3 separate regions of the Mus musculus genome follow, and regions 1 and 2 are each linked to region 3. A link is a loop called in an ENCODE intact Hi-C map of the cell type or tissue named here. Cell type or tissue: left cerebral cortex. All regions are shown on one strand.

Region 1 (2,500 bases), 790 kb after region 3:
CGAAGTTTTCTTCTAAAATTTTGTTGAAGATATTTACTGGCCCTTTAAGTTGGAAATCTTCACTCACTTCTATACCTATGATCCTTAGGTTTGGTCTTCTCGTTGTGTTCTGGATTTCTTGGATGTTTTGGGTTAGGAGCTTTTTGCATTTTGCATTTTCTTTGATTGTTGTGCCAATGTTCTCTATGGAATCTTCTGCACCTGAGATTTTCTCTTCTATCTCTTGTATTCTGTTTGTAATGTGTATCTATGACTCCTGATCTCTTTCGTAGGTTTTCTATCTCCAGTGTTGTCTACCTTTGTGGTTTCTTTATTGTTTCTATTTCCATTTTTACATCCTGGGTGGTTTTGTTCAATTCCTTCATCTGTTTGGTTGTGTTTTCCTGTAATTCTTTAAGGGATTTTGTGTGTGTGTGTGTGTGTGTGTGTGTGTGTGTGTGTTTACTCTTTAAGGTCTTCCACTTGTTTACCTGTGTTAAGTTGTAGTTCTTTAAGGGATTTATTTAGGTCCTTCTTAAATTCCTCAATCATCATCATGAGATGTGATTTTAAATCAGGGTCTTGATTTTCTGGTGTACTAGGGTAACCAGGGTTCACTGTGATGGGAGAAGTACTCCTGAGAGACCACTTCTCTTCAGGAGGATTTGGGATGGAGAGATGTGGTATAGCATCTGCTCTGGGGTGCAGACAGAGACCAGAAGGATCCTTTCCCCAGATAATCCTTGGTTCCTGTGTCCTGATGGCTCTGTGAGGGTCCCTCTTGGGCCAGGAATTTGAAGAGAAGTGGTGGTCTTATCTATGCTTGCAGGTTTGTAGGCACTCCTGGGAGACCAGCTCTCTCCTGGTCGTATTTTGTATGTAGCTCGGTGGTACATGATCAGCTCTGGGCACAGAAGGAGACTGGAAGAATCCTGTTTCAGGCAGCCCCTCAGTTCCTGTGTCCTGAGGGTTCCAGGTGGGTTACTCTGAGCAGCAGTGGTAGTCCTACCTGCACTCACAGGCCTTTTCACACTCCTGGAGGCTTGCTCCTTCTCAGAGCTATTTGCCTGTGGAGCCCTGTGGCAGAGGATCTGCTACAAGTGGACAGAGAAACCAGAAGCTCTGTTCAGCTTACTGTGTACTCCTCTGGTGTTCTAAGTGAATCTTCCACCAAGAGTTTTTTAAATAAGAATTTTCTGGATTTTAAACACAATAGAACTTTCTTTAGCGAAAGCTTCCAAGGATTCAAAGGCAGGGGCAGAAGAGATGACTCAGTGGTGAATAGCACATTGCTGCTCTTGCAGAGAACCTGAGTTTGACCCTCAATATCCATGTCAGATGCTTCCCAATCCTTTGAATCTCTAGTTTGTGGAGACTCTGCACTTCTGGCTATCTTAGTATCTACATTCACACACATACACACACACACACACACACACACACACACACACAAAAACACACATTCACGCACAGACCCTTCTACAATATAATGAAAAACTTAATAAACATTCAAGATTAAATGAATTAAAATGAGTTCTTGATGCAGGCTTTCAAAGGAACTTTTTTCATTCTTTGGCTTTGTGTCAAGTTCAGAGAAAAAGCTTGGTGTTCTTTCTCTCCCAACGCATTATTATTATTTAACTTAAAATTTCATTATACTATGTTACAAATGCTCACATGTCATGTACTTTGCGTATATTCTCCCTCCTCACTACCAATCCTCTCTTTTCTCCCCCTTAATCATTTCCCCTTTTGATCTTCCCTCTGTTCCCCCCCACACATATTTGCTTCCGTGGTTACATCATCTGTACATATATGATTTTATATATTTATATAAAACATAGGGCCCGTAAATGAGAAACACATGCAATTTTTTCTGATACTGATTTAAGTCACTTAATAAAACTATCTCCAACTGTTTACATTTTCCTGAAAACTATATAATTTTTTTCTGTACGGCAGAAAAGTTATGTATTTTGAATAACAAATTTATTTAATTGCTTTCCAGCCTTCTGACCAAGATCATATGTGCAAAATTCTTTTAATTTTTTCTTCAATTTTAAGATTATAAGATATTCTATATTTTAGATTCTTCTATGTTACAATGCATATTATATTTGTTTTCAGTTACTTTATTATATAACAAACTTACAAACTTGAAGTAGACATCTTATTGTATTTATAGTTACATTTTCAATACTTATTGTGTTATTATATAGCACATTACAGCCATGTACAGATGAGAGATTGAACATCGTCACCATTAGCTGCTTGTATGGTGGTCATCCAACTCTGCCTTGATGCTTTCATCATTCAGCATTTTGAAGTAGGCTGATTAAGTTATAAAACTCCCTTAACAAGATCTGGACTAAATACTTTTGGTGTTCAGTAACTGAATTTTCATTTCAGCTATGTTAACGAGATGGGCCAGGGCAGAAAAACAATTGTCCATTTTTTTTTTTTTTTGCCTATTTTGCCTATTATTTTTGCCTAACTCCATAATAGGCAAATGTTCTTTTGC
Region 2 (2,500 bases), 790 kb after region 3:
GCTAAAGTGATGCTTCCAAAATGGTGAGACAGTAGGACAGTTGTGATAGAAGTCATGTGAATAAGAGTCACAGTAGTAAGGAATATCTCAAAGGAAGGCCTAGCAGATTACGTAAAAGACAGCGAATTCTGCATTGATGCTGTGGCCTTGGCTGGGGGAGAGGGACCCTGCACTTCAGAGAAGTAAGAAAAACAAATTGGAAAAATTGTAGGCATGTTTATCTTGTAAGTTAAATAAGTAAATTCTGTAGGGTGCTCACAATATGTTGTTAATATGTTGTTGCCATTTATATGGGCGTATGTGTGTGTGTGTGTGTGTGTGTGTGTGTGTGTGTGTACATTCTGAAGTATTTTAAAGCTCCTGATAGTATCCATCAGAAAACATTCGCTGGAAAAGGGATAAGGATAGAAAGATGACTCAGTGTTTAAGAACAGTATTGCTCTTGTAGAGGACCTGATTTTGGTTTCTAGCACCCAATACTACTCTATTCGTGGCTGCTTACAACTCCAATATCAGGGTATCTGGCACTTTTGGCCTCTAGGTCATCCATACTCACATGCATATACCTCTTACACACATAGCTAATTAAAAAAATATTGTAAAAATTGAGAGCTTCAGCGTTTGTATATAGGCAAATTATGTATTTTATGTAAATGCATAAAAGTGTTTAGGATTCTCAACTCAGGGAAACCCTAGGCCTAGTTTTGTCTTCATTTCTCTTGTGTAATATGTATCCACTAATCCTTAGTTTCTTCCTTTAAACCACAGGAATGATAATAGTAATTTATAAAAACAAAACTCCAGAGCATCCCAAAACTTCCTTGGACTTAAAGGAATGGACTGTGTAAAAACATTTAAAACATGTCCTTACATGTACAGTATATATTCAGCATTTCTATTATATTCATGATTGAAAATACTGCATAAGAATTCTTAGCTTTCCTTATAGTTTTTCACCCCCAAAAAGAATTCTTTCCCTGCTCATTTAGCCTTGCCTGATCCATCACTTTCTGAAGGGTTTTGGCATTTCTAGAAAGGAGTTTAGATTGTTTGTGATGCCAGGTCAGGAGATAAAATGGAGACGTGGGGAGGATAGATGGTCGGCTGATTTCATTCTGTGAGTTAGAAATCATGGACCAGTTTAGGAGCAAAGATCAGGTGTGGAGGGAAATGAAGACAGAGAAGGAAGCATGAGGAAAGAAGAGAGAGCAGGGTTTTGGGGATTAGAAACCAGGAGATTGGGGGCTAGTGAGATGGCTCAGTGGGTAAGAGCACTGGTTACTCCTTGAGGTCCTGAGTTCAAGTCCCAGCAACAGCATGGTGGCTCACAGCCATCTGTAATGGGATCTGATACTCTCTTCTGGTGTGTCTGAAGAGAGTGACAGCATACTCACATACATAACTTAAATAAAAAATTCTTTAAAAAAAATGAGGAGATTGTGCATTAGGCATTCCTGAAAATTGGGGGGAGGGGCAGGTAGAAAGATACCAGAGACAACGGTGGCATTGCTGTCATTGTGGACCATGCATCTGGATTTCTTCTTCATAGTCTTCAACAAGCTTAAGCAAGGTACTTGGAGTCAAGACTTGTATTCTGCTGTATGGAATGTGCCACTCTTCCAGCTGCTGGTGTTGATTGGCAAGGCAAAATTGGGTACATGGCAAAGTGCCCCCTTTCATGTGTGCACTGTTAACTCACAACACAGTGTTTGGTACCTTGCATCACACTAATGTTTGTAACGCTGTAGGAGTCCTGATAACCATGACCAGTTCTGTGCCCCATTTTCACATGGGTCATGGTGGCATTATCATTTTTCAGGTTGTTCGGGCCTACATAACATTCTAATCTCTTACTAAATCCCATCCACATTTACTCAGAAAAATACCACGCTCCTATTATAATTGCCTCAGTTTAATGGCTCCTCTTAAATGTCTACTCGGGTTAGGCTGGTAGCATGGCCCCCTCTGAGAGGCTGAGCTTCACAGTGGAAGAGATGGAGAGTTTGAGAAGGAACAGTGCTCTAAATCCTTTCTCTTGGTTCCAGTTGAGTTGTAATGAACAACAACAACAACAACAACAACAAAAATCTAGCTGGTGGACGGTCTAAGTGTTAGCTCTTTTCCTGCTGAGACTCTTGGGACACTTGACTGGGTCTATGGCAAGGATGCTGAACCCCATGAACGATCAGATTTGGTCAACCTGGAGCCTATCTGGACTATGGAAGACCACTTTCCAGAAGCCAGACTTGTAATTTACTAGCAGTGGTAGGATAGAGAAGAATGTGCAGCCTTGGCTTGATTGATCATAAAAAGGAGGCAGGAGGAGAAATGTCAGCATTTTCGCGGTCAACTCCTGTTCCCCAAAGCTTTAATCTAAGCACGAGCCAGGTATCCCTCACCTTTGTACTGTGGCCCCAATGCTTATATTTTCTCTAAGTTTAATACAAAGTGCCTAAGTCTGGAAACCTGCTAAAAGGCAAATTTCCCTCGGCACCAATGT
Region 3 (2,500 bases):
GTGGTCACAGCCACTCTGCTGGCAGTTGCTGCAGCTTGTGTTTGTTCTGAAGCTGTCCTGAGTCGAGTCTCCCAAGGTAAGGACTCCTGGGAGGCCGTCATTGGCACCATGGCAGAAGCTGGCAGCCCTGTTGGTGGCAGTGGTGTGGCACGGGAATCCCGGCGGCGCAGGAAGATGGTTTGGCAGGCCTGGCAAGAGCAGGCCCTGCTATCAACTTTTAAGGAGAAGAGATACCTGAGCTTCAAGGAGAGGAAGGAGCTGGCCAAGCGAATGGGGGTCTCAGATTGCCGCATCCGCGTGTGGTTTCAGAACCGCAGGAATCGCAGTGGAGAGGAGGGGCATGCCTCAAAGAGGTCCATCAGAGGCTCCAGGCGGCTAGCCTCGCCACAGCTCCAGGAAGAGCTTGGATCCAGGCCACAGGGTAGAGGCCTGCGCTCATCTGGCAGAAGGCCTCGCACTCGACTCACCTCGCTACAGCGCAGGATCCTAGGGCAAGCCTTTGAGAGGAACCCACGACCAGGCTTTGCTACCAGGGAGGAGCTGGCGCGTGACACAGGGTTGCCCGAGGACACGATCCACATATGGTTTCAAAACCGAAGAGCTCGGCGGCGCCACAGGAGGGGCAGGCCCACAGCTCAAGATCAAGACTTGCTGGCGTCACAAGGGTCGGATGGGGCCCCTACAGGTCCGGAAGGCAGAGAGCGTGAAGGTGCCCAGGAGAGCTTGTTGCCACAGGAAGAAGCAGGAAGTACGGGCATGGATACCTCGAGCCCTAGCGACTTGCCCTCCTTCTGCAGAGAGTCCCAGCCTTTCCAAGTGGCACAGCCCCGTGGAGCAGGCCAACAAGAGGCCCCCACTCAAGCAGGCAACGCAGGCTCTCTGGAACCCCTCCTTGATCAGCTGCTGGATGAAGTCCAAGTAGAAGAGCCTGCTCCAGCCCCTCTGAATTTGGATGGAGACCCTGGTGGCAGGGTGCATGAAGGTTCCCAGAAGAGCTTTTGGCCACAGGAAGAAGCAGGAAGTACAGGCATGGATACTTCAAGCCCCAGCGACTCAAACTCCTTCTGCAGAGAGTCCTTTCCTTCCCAAGTGGCACAGCCCTGTGGATCGGGCCAAGAAGATGCCCGCACTCAAGCAGACAGCACAGGCCCTCTGGAACTCCTCCTCCTTGATCAACTGCTGGACGAAGTCCAAAAGGAAGAGCATGTGCCAGTCCCACTGGATTGGGGTAGAAATCCTGGCAGCAGGGAGCATGAAGGTTCCCAGGACAGCTTACTGCCCCTGGAGGAAGCAGCAAATTCGGGCATGGATACCTCGATCCCTAGCATCTGGCCAACCTTCTGCAGAGAATCCCAGCCTCCCCAAGTGGCACAGCCCTCTGGACCAGGCCAAGCACAGGCCCCCACTCAAGGTGGGAACACGGACCCCCTGGAGCTCTTGCTCTATCAACTGTTGGATGAAGTCCAAGTAGAAGAGCATGCTCCAGCCCCTCTGAATTGGGATGTAGATCCTGGTGGCAGGGTGCATGAAGGTTCGTGGGAGAGCTTTTGGCCACAGAGAGAAGCAGGAAGTACAGGCCTGGATACTTCAAGCCCCAGCGACTCAAACTCCTTCTGCAGAGAGTCCCAGACTTCCCAAGTGGCACAGCCCTGTGGATCGGGCCAAGAAGATGCCCGCACTCAAGCAAACAGCACAGGCCCTCTGGAACTCCTCCTCCTTGATCAACTGCTGGACGAAGTCCAAAAGGAAGAGCATGTGCCAGCCCCACTGGATTGGGGTAGAAATCCTGGCAGCAGGGAGCATGAAGGTTCCCAGGACAGCTTACTGCCCCTGGAGGAAGCAGCAAATTCGGGCATGGATACCTCGATCCCTAGCATCTGGCCAACCTTCTGCAGAGAATCCCAGCCTCCCCAAGTGGCACAGCCCTCTGGACCAGGCAAAGCACAGGCCCCGACTCAAGGTGGGAACACGGACCCTCTGGAGCTCTTCCTTGATCAACTGCTGACCGAAGTCCAACTTGAGGAGCAGGGGCCTTCCCCTGTGAATGTGGAGGAAACATGGGAGCAAATGGACACAACACCTGATCTGCCTCTCACTCCAGAAGAATATCAGACTCTTCTAGATATGCTCTGACTCCCTGACAGTACCTCTTGCTTCTAGAAACCGGAAAGGCCAAAGTCCTGAAGAGACCCGATTTGGAACTGGAGAAGTGACCCATCCCAGCAAGGATGTGCATCAAAAACCCAACTCCAGTGACTTCCCGAAATGCAAGGTGTCTCGCTAACTATAAGGATTGATTGCAGGTGGGGATAATAATGAAGTGCCTTCTCCAGGGCCCGGGGATTAGGAAATCAGCCCTGAAAGTGAGAGACTCTGCTACAGGGACAGATGGAGAGGCCAATAGTGACTCCTCAACAACAAGGAGCCTAAAGATAACGCCAAAAGAAGGGCTACACCAAGTGACTGGCTCCAGTGGACCCCAGGAAATCACACGGGACAC

Evidence for each region. Peaks named below come from ENCODE experiments on the same cell type or tissue, not always from the same donor. Only the 100,000 strongest peaks of a DNase experiment are listed, where the experiment ranks them.
Region 1: it touches region 3 in a loop (8-fold over the local background); 14 of 42 quality-filtered maps call a loop at or near these places.
Region 2: it touches region 3 in a loop (10-fold over the local background); 14 of 42 quality-filtered maps call a loop at or near these places.

The regions. Positions count from the first base shown.
Region 1 is chr10:57,436,560-57,439,059 of GRCm38, reverse strand. No RefSeq gene overlaps it. Among named protein-coding and RNA genes, the nearest start is that of 4930467K11Rik, 49 kb to the left of the region's middle. In left cerebral cortex, no CTCF peak of the experiment used is centred here; a DNase peak (open chromatin) is centred at 1,046.
Region 2 is chr10:57,444,885-57,447,384 of GRCm38, reverse strand. No RefSeq gene overlaps it. Among named protein-coding and RNA genes, the nearest start is that of 4930467K11Rik, 40 kb to the left of the region's middle. In left cerebral cortex, no CTCF peak of the experiment used is centred here; a DNase peak (open chromatin) is centred at 1,496.
Region 3 is chr10:58,230,284-58,232,783 of GRCm38, reverse strand. It overlaps Duxf3, which reads left to right. Exons shown (of 1, transcript XM_030245412.1): 1 at 1-2,500. The coding sequence starts at 109. The coding sequence ends at 2,133. Among named protein-coding and RNA genes, the nearest start is that of Duxf3, 1.6 kb to the left of the region's middle. In left cerebral cortex, no CTCF peak of the experiment used is centred here; DNase peaks (open chromatin) are centred at 27, 639, 817 and 1,479.